Linked DNA regions of Homo sapiens: region 1 is linked to region 2. The links are chromatin loops, found by intact Hi-C in ENCODE. Cell type or tissue: Calu3. All regions are shown on one strand. Each heading gives the region's core, and the rest is flanking DNA. Links, peaks and the distances in the headings are about the cores only.

Region 1 (4,743 bases), core at 2,244-4,743, 110 kb before region 2:
CTACTAAAAATACAAAAAATTAGCCGGGTGTGGTGGCGGGCGCCTGTAGTCCCAGCTACTTGGGAGGCTGAGGCAGGAGAATGGCATGAACCCGGGAGGCGGAGCTTGCAGTGAGCCAAGATCGTGCCACTGCACTCCAGCCTGGGTGACAGAGCGAGACTCTGTCTCATAAAAAAAATAAATAAATAAAAATAAATAAATAAATAAATAAAAAGGCAAGTCCATATGGCCACAGCCAAATATGAACTTTTAAAAAGTGATCTATTATGACAGATGTTAGAATCATGGTATCTTTAAGGAAGGGGAATGAGGAAGCCTTCTGGAGTGCTAGAAATTTCTTGATCTAGGTTTTGGGTTTTATGATTGTAGTCATCAATGTGTAAGTTATATAACTTTTAGAAATTGCTATAGATTTTTAAAAGTACCTTTTAAAGACTATTTGAACAACTCTTTGAGGACTTTTGCTTATAAAATTAGACTTATAATTTATATTTAAAATTCATCCTTGAATATGGAGTAAATAATTTTAATTCTTGTTACCATATCAACTCATGTTCTTGGTTAGTGATGTGACAAACCAACTTTTAGTCTTTGAGCTCTACACATAGGAAGATGCCCTTTGGTCACAATGTTTTCATCTTGTGCTTTCTTTTCAAATGCAAGCTGTTCTGCTAAGCAGGAAACAACAGGCTCCTTGGCGTCTATAGACAACACTATTCCCAGGACTTGACAAACTACACTATGCAGGGAGCTCAGTCTATTCCTTTAGAGCAATTGTTTCCATTTTGTATCATGCCAAAGTCATTCAAAAGTAGTATAGAAAGTTCTTTCTTATGCTGAGAACACTCTGAGGTTTTGATCAGATGATTTCTGTTGTTTTTACTGACCTATATTCCCTAAATCCGTAAGAAAAAAGAAACATAACCATTTTACCTTATTAAAAAGAACATAATTAATAAGAACATATGCAGCGTATTTACCACCTAACCATAATATGATTAACACATGGCAGAAAAAAAATCTCTTGGGTTTAAAAATAGCTTTATTTAGCATACCAAAAACACAGAAACATAAGAAAGACCCTACCTAGTATAAACATAAAAATAGTTAAATACCATAATTTAATGTAAACCAAGCATCTTAAAATGAGAAATATTATAATAAAATACATACTATTTACACAGAACCAAGTTAAAGCTACCTCCACAGTTATTGGATCACATCATCAATCTTGAAGTCATCATTAAAAATGAAGCAAACACAACATATCTATCTGTACTGGTCAATAGGAAAAGAAGAAATCATTACATTTACTTTAAGGAAGTATAATTTTTTGTGACATTTAGAGCAAGGAGGCAGAAAGTGCCAATTCTAGGATTCCAGACACAACTACTGCACATGCAGGCATGTAAACCATTCTACAGGAAGACCACTGAGCCTGTTCTTTTATTTAAATGCAAACTGGTTGATTCAATTCAGTTACTCCTTAAGAAAGGTACTAAATATATTCTGTAAAAATAAACTTTTAAAAAACAATCAAAGGTGAATGTAATATCAATCAGGTAAGAAAGACAAAAGCATAAAAAATATATATTATTCCAAACAAACCCCTTAATTTTAACGAATGCTAAGAAACTCAGTTTATAAAACCAGATGGGGTAGCAAAAGGGATTTTAAAAAATATAAAAGCCAAATCAAACTCAAACCAAACAAACAAACCTAAGATAATGTTTCTTGAAGACAGTGGTATTTTGTTTATCCTATCATTATCATGCAACAGCCACCATGAGATCTGTGGCTGATAGAGCTATTACTGTGAAGTAGAATGTTCTTTGACCAACAGTCTAAAAAGCTACAGTCATTGATCAGTTTAAGCATTTGGCTTTTTGGCTTCAAACATCAACATTCATTCTGATACTGCAATTTAGGTGTCTCTAAAAAGCAGCATTATATCCAATATCAGCAGTTTAAAATGTAAAATAAAGTTGCAAGAAATCACACTAACAGAATATCCTGCTCCTATGTCTAATCCTGTAGCTCTAAAACTTTTGGTCTCTGGACCCCCTTACACTTACGCTCTTAACATTTATTGAGAATCTGGATGCCAAAGTACTTTTGTTCATGAGGTTTATATCTATCAATATTCACCATACTAAAAAAACCTGAAAATTTTTAAAGTATTAACTTATTTAAACATAGTAAACCCATTACATGCTAACACAAATAACATTTTATGAAAAATGGCCATATTTTCAAAAACAAAAAAAGAGATTTGTGAGAAGATGGCAATGTTTTACATTTGCAACACTTTTTTTGAGATAGAGTGAAAAGACAATGTCTTCACATTATAATAAAAATATTTTGATCTCATAGTCCCCCCTGAAAGGCTCTCAAGGAACCCAGGGGTCCATTGGCCATACTTTGAAAACTGCTGGTCTAATCTAAAGCCTGACATTAAAGACAAAAACATGTCCACACAAAAGGTGTCTTAATTTTCATTTAAAAATAAAGAAAAAAACCCCACACATACATACACAGTTCACTGGATCAAACACTTCTACCTTTAGCTTTAAATAGAAGCCAAAGATATCTGATGTGTACTCATGGCAAAAGTAAAAATGTCATTTCTGAGACCAGGGTCAAGATACAATCAATCATTTTTAGTCCATAAAAGCTACTAAACCTATTAACTAGCACACACGCCTTACTTCCCTTTCTATCATTTGCTTAAACCTGTTTGTGCTGTGTGGACTATCATCTTTCAGTTGGCACAGTTTCAGAACAGACCAGAGCATGGCAGGGGTTCTCTAACAGCCCACACACTCAGATTAGGAATATGTTACCCATTTATGGGGCAGCCTGCTCTATTTCTCACTGTGTGAAAGCTCTCATACAATTTAGGAAAACAGAGGGGAAAATTCTCCATGAAGCACAATAATAATAACATTACGAACTTAGTGTAGATAGCTCTTCACATTTTACAAATTTCTTACATACACACCATCTTATTTGATCCTTGTAAAGCCCTTAGAGAAGTGCAGGACAAATGATGTTATCCCCATTTTAGAGTTGAGGAGGTTGAGGGTCAGATATGATTCTTGCTCAAGGTACAGTGGTGGCAAGCATGTGATAGAGGGAGATCTGAGTTCAGGTCATCTGACTCCTACTTCAGGATTCCCCTCAGTGTTCCTCCTTCCTTTGGTTCCAGGGCAGGACTCGGGGAGGAGTCTGTAGGGATGGAGCTGGAAGCAGCAGGAAATGACACACCTGAAACCTACATTCCTTCTGCCTGCCTCATCAATCATTTTATCCAACGCTGAAAAGTTTGGAAGTGGTACAAATATTTCCCTTAACTGACCTAATGAATTTGCCATCAGTGCATACAAAATGAAACTTTATGAACAACTGTCTTGTTTTCTTTTATTTCTCAGCCAGCTTATGTTGGCAACCCATTTACAGCCTGTTCTCTCTGCTCCAAGAAAAAAGTAAAAACCCTACAGTTAAAAAAATACCTGATGAAAATACAAAAGGAAGTAGCAACAATGATGAGATCTGTGTGGGGCTATTACTAGATTTATTGTGCACCTAGCATAACATGGACTTTGCAATCTTCTTCTACCACTTGGAGGGCAATATAAAAATCACAGTTGATAATTCAATGGAAAATTACCTCCTAACAATCTTGAGGCAAAGACATCAGCCTATATAAAAATATTAAGACAATAATTTCAAAAATTTTATTTTAACTAAACTCTTAAGGGCTTGAAAATTCTGTGGGAGTAGGACAGAGTGTAGAACGTACAGTAAAAGGCAATAAAACAGTGGGAATAATTTTACCAGCTATGAGTAAAGGAGTAATGGGTATTTACTGCCTGTCATTAATCCACACATATATCCATTTTAGAAATTATTTTGTTGCCTGGAAATCTGTCTCATCAAGATGTTAATATACACCGCAGGAGATATTCAAGATGCTAAGAAAACACTGTTTAATTTTGGAAGTGTGGGGGAGTGGTCAACCAAAAAAAAAATCCCTATTACAAAACAAGCCGAATGCCACCAAATACCTTATTGCTATCTGCTGTAAGCAAGTTATCAGTAGCTTATGCATTATTGCTCACACACACTTTTTCTCTATTTATAACATCAAGAATGACTATGTGTAATTTTTTTCTTTTTAAGGTAGATGAAGAATTATCAAGTTAACAAAAGCCAGTCAGAATTAGAAAACATGCTAAGTACATCCAGTTTGCAAAAATCTACAGCATGTCACTGGCTATTACACAAATTCTTGATACCCTTGTTTTGCAATTTTGGTGAGTAATGCTCTCCTTCCAGGTGATTTAGGTAGAAGTTAATGGATTTTTAAGACAGTTTTACATATACTGTGTTGATGCATACACACGTATATATGCCTATACACACATATATACACTTACATGTATGTCTCATCACATCACAGAAAGACCCCCATTAGTATGTTTTCCCTCTTCATATATTTCCCCTAGCAAAAATGAGCATGGATAATGATTCTATAACAAGAAACAAAACTAAAGAAAATAAAACAAGTGTGAAGTGGTATGCGGTAAGAGTCCAATAAAATAAGTCAATGAACATTTATGTAGTGGTAAAGTGCTAGAAAGTTCTTCCATTAGTATTTTAAAAATGATTAGAGTAAAAAGAAGTTTGCAGCTTCATTTGATGGTGGTGACCACAGGCACCATAGGAATGGCACTGGCTGAG
Region 2 (7,408 bases), core at 2,981-5,480:
CATACACTGGACAGTTGTACAAAAACATTTTCTTTCTTTATATCCTTATTCCATAAGTTTTTATCTATTTAATTTGTTTAACTTTTTAAACATTTTTATTAAAAACTAAGACACAAACATACACATTAGCCTAGACCTACACAGGGTCAGGATCATCAATATCACTCTTCCACTTTCACATCTTGTTCCACTGGAAGGTTTTCAGGGGCAATAACATGGGTGGAGATATCATCCCCTATGATAACAATGCCTTCTTCTTGCCTTCCTGAAGGACCTGTCTGAGGCTGTTTTACAGTTAATTTTAAAAAATATATAAGTAGAAGTATACTCTAAAATAATAATTAAAAAGTATAGTATAGTAAATAAACCATTAGCATAGTTATTTATTATCAAGTGTTATATACTGTAATGCATTGCACTGTGACATTACAAAGGCTACAAAGTCACCAGGTTTTTCAGCTCCATTATAATCTTATGGGAACCACCATCACACATGTTGTCCATAGTTGACCAAAATGTCATTATGCGTCACATCACTATATACCTGATCTTAATTATCAGGTAAGTATTATAATTATCATTTTTACAAGTGAGGAAACTAATGCTCGGAAAGAAAAGTTTAACTTCTTGTCTTGCCTCCAATTTTCGATTTCTCCAGTTTCCATGCCCTTGACTCTTGTGCATACAGTGAGAAAAAGAGTTTTGAACAGAACCCTGAGAAGACTGTGGAGGTGACTGAGGTTAACCGGTCAAAGAATTAGAGAAAAAAAATCAGAAATATGAGAAGGAAGTCTAAGAGGAAAGTTTTAAGAAGGAAGGTATAATCACAATGGTTGGTTTGGAATATTTTTTCAGTCAGTAGGTCCACAGATGATGTAGAACTTTAAAAAAGTTTTATGGATGCTACTACTCTTCCTCCCTGAGTTTTGAGTTTTAGTCAAAAAAAGAGACTAACTTGAAGTGTTTTAGGAACAATGACTAATGCTATTTTTAAAAGTGAAATGAAAAAAAGTGCTTTTGCATTTAGATGAATAAGGGAGAAATGAAAAATAAGGGTTACTAATGCTCATAGTTCTCTGTCTGCTTTGCAGGCACAGAAGGCTAGACTAAGCAGGTAGCCAATTCTGACTTATTTTTAAACTAAAGAACCAATTCCATTCTTTTATAAAGTAAGTGATCATTTGTTCATGGTATTTTCTCAAATACATATATCCATTCAGGAGAAGAAGGCTGGAGGTGAGGAACAGGGGGAAGATAATTCCTGTTAGGAGCCAGAGGTAACTGGAAGGCCAGTGATCCTGGTGGAGTTAAGAGAGATGTCAAAGACAGTTTGGCAGAAATGGTTAGACCAAGCCTATCAGGGAACTGTAACATGAAGAGACCCATTAGCCAAAGGCCGAAAATACTTTAAGATGTAAAAGAAGTATAATACAACTGGTTAGATTACAGCTTTCTTTAGTTACATCACCCTTCAGAGAATACCATCTGGCAACCTGATTCATTTGTAGTACTTCCTAAATTCCAGCAGCAACCTATTTGTGTCTTTCTACAAATAGTTAATTTCACTAGTTTCAGTATCAGAAACTGGCCTTTTTAAAAACTTCACCTTTTTCTGATCCCTATTTTCCCTTTATCTGTAGAGTTTTTGCACCTCTTTTTAGAGGGATAAACTATGACTAATACATGAGAACATATTTCCACACAGTACTTATCCATATTCCAAATAATGCTGCTCAAATATTAAATACAATTTCAGAATTCTGAATTTCTTGTATTATCCCATGAACTTTATGCAATATGAATTACTATCTTTTTTTTCTTTCTTTCTTTCTTTTTTTTTTTTTTGAGACGGAGTCTCGCTCTGTAGCCCAGGCTGGAGTGCAGTGGCGCGATCTCAGCTCAAGGCAAGCTCCGCCTCCCGGGTTCATGCCATTCTCCTGCCTCAGTCTCCCTAGTAGCTGGGACTACAGGCGCCCACCACCACGCCCGGCTAATTTTTTTGTATTTTTAGTAGAGACGGGGTTTCACCATGTTAGCCAGGATGGTCTGGATCTCCTGGCCTTGTGATCCACCTGCCTCAGACTCCCAAAGTGCTGGGATTACAGGAGTAAGCCACTGCACCCGGCCTATGAATTACCATCTTTCTAACAGCATTTATTAATATATATCTGTAAGTTAGTTTATTAGGTGCTTATCACATGCCAGGCAGCTCTAGGTACAAGGGTAACACAAAAGACTGAGGTTCTAGTAGTAATGGAGAAATAAGGCAAGTTATATAAATTTAACAGAAAAGGGTGTGATTAATTCACTCTGGAGAAGATGGCAAAATTTTTCAAGAAGTGAATCAGGCTAAGTCTAGAAAGATGAATAGGAGTTCATCAGGCACTAGAAAAGAGAAAAGGCATCCCTAACACTCCCCGCCCTCCACCTGCCCCAAATTTGGGAAAATAGAAAAAGAAAGAATAACATAACAATAAAACCAGAAGAAATCCTGTTCACCTCATGCCTGGGGTTGGTGCAGGGGTGGGGGTTGGGCGGGGTAATTGTGTTTTTAAGTATACTTCAGATCAGAAAGTAAACGTTTATAAAACGGGATTTACAATCGAGGGAAAGGGGTGGAGAGGAGGAAGTTCAGTTTATTTTGTTGTATTAACTTAAAACAAATGAGTAAAAATATCAACATCTATGCTTGGGAACACATATACTATCTTTCATAAAAGTCCCTAAGTTTGAAAATGAAAGCATATGGAGCTTTATCCAATATTACAATATTTGCCCTAATGTTTTGTATCCTTAATATTATTTTCAAAGGTTCTAAAGTGAGTCGGCCCAAGATCTTGACAGCACATCCACACACATGCCCAATAATCCACTCTTGATTGAAACAATCAACAGTAGCCTAACCAACTTTTCACTTACCCTGGCTTGAACACCTTCGCATCCTTCAAAGTCTGGCTTTATAGTATGACCATCAACAGACAAATAATTAAGCTCTAAGTTTTGTCACTCAACCTCTTCATCCTTTCATTCAATTATTTCCTCTCAAATCCCATTAGTTTCGCTTTTCTCCTAAAGGGACTCGTAGAAAATACTTGCACAGCACAATCACAAAAACCAGTGGCTGGAGCCAGAGTCCAAACGCGCACACACTACTTTCCAGTCATATCCCTCTTGGGGCTGTTCCTACCAGTGATCAAATTCAGCGGACCAGGAAGAAGGAAAAACCTGAAGCAGGAAGACTGTTTCTCTTCCTTTCACTTCCCCCCACGCCGCCTCCCCCTCCCCCCGCTCTCCCATCCCCCAGGGCCGCACCGCGACCGACCTCGCACGCACCCCCTCCCACTGTCACCCGCCACTGCCTACAAAACAGTCATAGCCTTTGTTAAAATGTCCACGGGCACAATGGATCAGAAGAGGGACACATTCCCGGGGGTGGGTAAAGGAAAGTCACACGAACGCCACGCCCTCCTTGGGACTAGCCCGGGCCGACAGCCCACCGCCTCCAAATCCTTTCCCCTCCGACGGGGAATGTTTCTAGCAACTCTGCACCAGAGAAAGCAGCGCTGGAGGAAGGGATGAGCTTGGGACGTCCCTCATGGGCACCAAGCAGGGGACTGAACTTGAAGCTGGGACACCCTCCAGCACCGTTGGCAAGCCTCGCGGTCCTGCCCAGTCTGTGTGCGGACTTCCAGCCTGTAAACCCCATTCCTTCAATTTTTTTTCTCGTCATACCCACCCTCACCCACTCCCGCTACCACGCACTCCGCTCCCCACGCGGCCCTGGCCGGACACCCACAGGCAGCGTCGCTACCAACGCTACCGCATATCTGACGGGTTTCTCCTCGCAGAACCGAAGTCACCCCCACACACCCCAATCCTTCCTGGGGCGCTTCGCCTGGATCACGTTTCCCCAGCTAGGAACCCAGCGCGGCCGCCACACTCACAGCGGGTCCCGCTCCGCTACTCGCCGTTCTGCGAGCCGCACGTCGCGCCTGCGCGCTCCTATTTCTGCCGAGCCTAGCTGGAGCCAGGAACCGGGAGCGGACTGGAAGGGAGGTGGAAAGAGGCGGGGGCTGGGCTGGGGCGGGGTTAAGAGAGAAGGGGCGGGAACAGGGTGGGGCGCGGGGGTGGGAAACGAGGGGCGGATCCTCCACCGCTTCTGCTGGGAAGACCCAGGGCTCAGGGCATCCTGCTGGAGCTTTCCACTATTGGGGTTTATTTATAACACATACAGAAAAGCCGTCGAGGCCCCTCTGTGCACTCCCACACGCACCGTGGAGAAAGCCTGGCTCGGCGCGGGCCCAAGTAGTCAGCCGTTGGGCCGCCACGTCTCTCCTAGCCACCGCGGGTCCCCGCCAGCCTTTTTCTCTTTCGCATACATACCTCACCACACATTATTCCTTTTCCTAGTCATTTCTCCTCATCGCGTACTCTTCAGCCCTGGTGAAGTGAGGGGCATAGGGATTTCTCATCCACAGACCGCCTGTGTAGGGCATCCTAGTTAATATACCTCTTTGCTATGTGTGAGCCCAGATCGTGGTTGGTGACTATTCGACCATTGTCCACTGTTACAGCTCAGAGAATTGCACTTTCCTTGAGGAATAATTCCCTTGCCACTGTTTCCGGACAACTCTTGGTGACAACTATCTGCTTTTTCTAAAAAAAAAAAAAAAAAAAAAAACCGTCTTGTACAAACTTACCCAAATATCTTGAGAAGAAAACCCATCTTTGACCTCGCTTTTTAGGTAGAGCTATCTTAGAACTTGAATCTTAAACTTCTACAAGCCCCTCTAAGAAACAGAATAAAAGGCTTTTGCTATTGTGTAAACTTTGACCTAATGCTTGGAGGTTTTCTGGCATTTTGCATCATAAGGAGTCTAGCTTGATTATTATTCCATGCTGCATGCGTGCTTGGTTTTAACTTGTATGCTTTTCTGTTTACAGTCTGGTCAGCTGTGGCATCTCACATGCTTTCAGATCAGCTATTAAAATAAACACACGCCTGAGTGAATCCAAAGTGAATTGGGCTGTGGACCTGAAGTGATTTATTCCAAACTAAGTTCCCCTTCTTTTTACTTTAATTGTGATGGAATTAAGAAACATTTGGCTTATTAAGAATAAAAGAATTGCCACAGGACCACACCAATAGTCTTTCCTAGCAAGCATTTTAACTGTGATGGGAGCATTTTATGGGAGAGTTTGGTGATTGCCCTTAAAGATCTGAATATCCCAAAATTCTTCCATTTAACCTTTCTTGTCTTCCATTCATATATTTTACAAATCAGATTTTCTAGAACTCATTTCTATCTTGCACTTGTCAAATAAGCCTAGGGAGGATGTAGAGAGATATATTGCCAAAAGGTATATTGGTAATGTAGGCACAAATTTTGCAGGATTAGTAAGTCTGTAAGTGCCTGGAAGCAGGACTTTGTCCTATTCATTTCACTAGTAAAATATTTCACATACATGTTCTTAAAAAAATTGCTAGGCTAATAAAAGTAAGATTTGCATCCTTAATAAATGTGCATATGTGTTTTTTTAAAACTTTTCACTTGATTATTTTTTTCTTTTTTGTCTAAATTTTTCAGGATATTTTGGTTGAAATGACAAAAACTAGATTGAAGTAGATCAGGCAAAAACAGGAAGTTATTGTGTAACCCAAGTTGTGAAAGGGTAGGTCTATGATTGGCCATAGGATTAAATGGAACCAGCAACAGGAATGCTTTGAATTCCAGCTCAGGCTCTCAATACAGACAGGGTCATTCTAACAGAACATCTCAAAGTCATGTTCTGCTGGTTTGGCACCGTAGCCTGTTACAAGTTGCTCACACCTACCAAGTTCCTACCAGAGAGAAAGTATCTCTCTTCTCTCACTTCCAGTTTTTAAAGCAACAGTTAAAACATCTGATTGGGTAGAATTGAGTACCGTAACCACTCCTGAAGAGAAAATGCGTATGTGACATAAGAATGGGACCCAATTAGAACCACATGGTTAAAGAAAAAAAAATAAAGAGAAAAATTTCTAAATGAAAACAAACAGTAAGGGGGAGATGCCGTTTTCAGAAGAGACAGGCAATGGACAGACAAAAAAAAAAAGATGTCCACCATCGAAACTGTATTTAAGGAATACAGCCTTGGAATTACCTTTGACCCCTCTTTCTCTCCCTCTCCCTGCCTCCCCAAGTATTCAAGTATTAACAAAGCTGGTTAACAGTGTCTGTGTATTAGTTTTCTGTGGCTGCTGTACAAAAATTACCACAAACTTCATGATTTAAAACAACACAAATTTATCTTATGGTCCTGGAGGAAGTCTGACAAGAGTCACACTGGACTAAAATCAAGGCGTCAGCAGAGTTGAGTTCCTTTATGGAAACTTTTTGGGAGAATCTTTTTTCTTGCCTTTTCCACATTCTAGAGACCTCCCACATTCCTTCATTCATGGCTGTATTCCATTTTCAAAGCCAACAATAATATTACTCTGACACACTGACACTTCTGCCTACCTCTTCCACATGTAAGGACCTTTCTGATTATATTGGGCACATTAAGATAATCCAAAACAGTCTCCCTATCTGAAGGGCAAATGATTAGCAGCCTTAATTATATCTGTAACTTTAATTCCCTTTTGCCATGTAACATATTTTCACAGGTTTTGGGTACTGGCATGTGGATATCTTTTGGGGGGCATTAATATCCCTACTACAGTCTTTCTTTACATAAAAGTAACAAAGCCTAAGCCACTGCTTTTCAAACTGAAACACTTGTAAAAAAAATACTGATATCTGGATCCCATCCCCAGATATTATTATTTAATTGACCTGGAGTCCCTTGGCCCCTCTAAACACACACAGAATTAACTGGATCAGGATGGAGCATCTCACCCATGCTGGGCCACAGAACTTCCCTGGGGATTTAGAATAGTAGCAGGGAATTGGTAACACTGGGTGTCTGAAGCTATAATGTGTCAATTTAGGAACTATAACATAAGGAGAATCTTAGGAAAACAAATCTGGAGTGGATGGAAGAGGGGAGAAACAGAAAGAGGTAGACACAGTGCAGCTGAGCCTGGATCCTCAATGGTTGTCTGCCTCATAGTTACAATGGCATTCTTATCATTGGCTTCTATGAGGAACCACTGAATCCTCATAAGAAGGTATCTTATTTTGCTGAAGCTAGCTCAAGTTAATTTCTCTTGCATAAACCATAAAATATTCTAATTAATGTAGGATGAGAGCTTAACTTTCCTCCAATTACTTTTTTTCTGATATGTTTTTTGTTAAATAAATAAGGCAGGCTTAAGAACCAGACTTTTAGAATTGGTATTCCAGATCTTCTGTCTACTTCACCAGCATCCATCTCCCAGTTACCCCATATTATTCCACTCCTCCTTTCACTTTATAGTTACTCA

What was found. Peaks named below come from ENCODE experiments on the same cell type or tissue, not always from the same donor. Only the 100,000 strongest peaks of a DNase experiment are listed, where the experiment ranks them.
Region 1: a loop joins it to region 2, with 2.0 times the contacts of the local background. A loop is called at or near these places in 3 of 110 quality-filtered maps.

Annotation. Positions count from the first base shown.
Region 1 is chrX:37,453,573-37,458,315 of GRCh38, reverse strand. It overlaps PRRG1 (proline rich and Gla domain 1), which reads right to left. Exons shown (of 4, transcript NM_001142395.2): 4 at 1,025-4,743. The coding sequence ends at 4,695. Among named protein-coding and RNA genes, the nearest start is that of PRRG1, 110 kb to the right of the region's middle. In Calu3, for the core only: no CTCF peak of the experiment used is centred there; DNase peaks (open chromatin) are centred at 2,795 and 3,215.
Region 2 is chrX:37,345,932-37,353,339 of GRCh38, reverse strand. PRRG1 (proline rich and Gla domain 1) reads right to left here and starts at 3,976. Exons shown (of 4, transcript NM_001142395.2): 1 at 3,945-3,976. RefSeq lists enhancers at 3,158-3,668, 3,669-4,180. In Calu3, for the core only: no CTCF peak of the experiment used is centred there; DNase peaks (open chromatin) are centred at 3,489 and 3,999.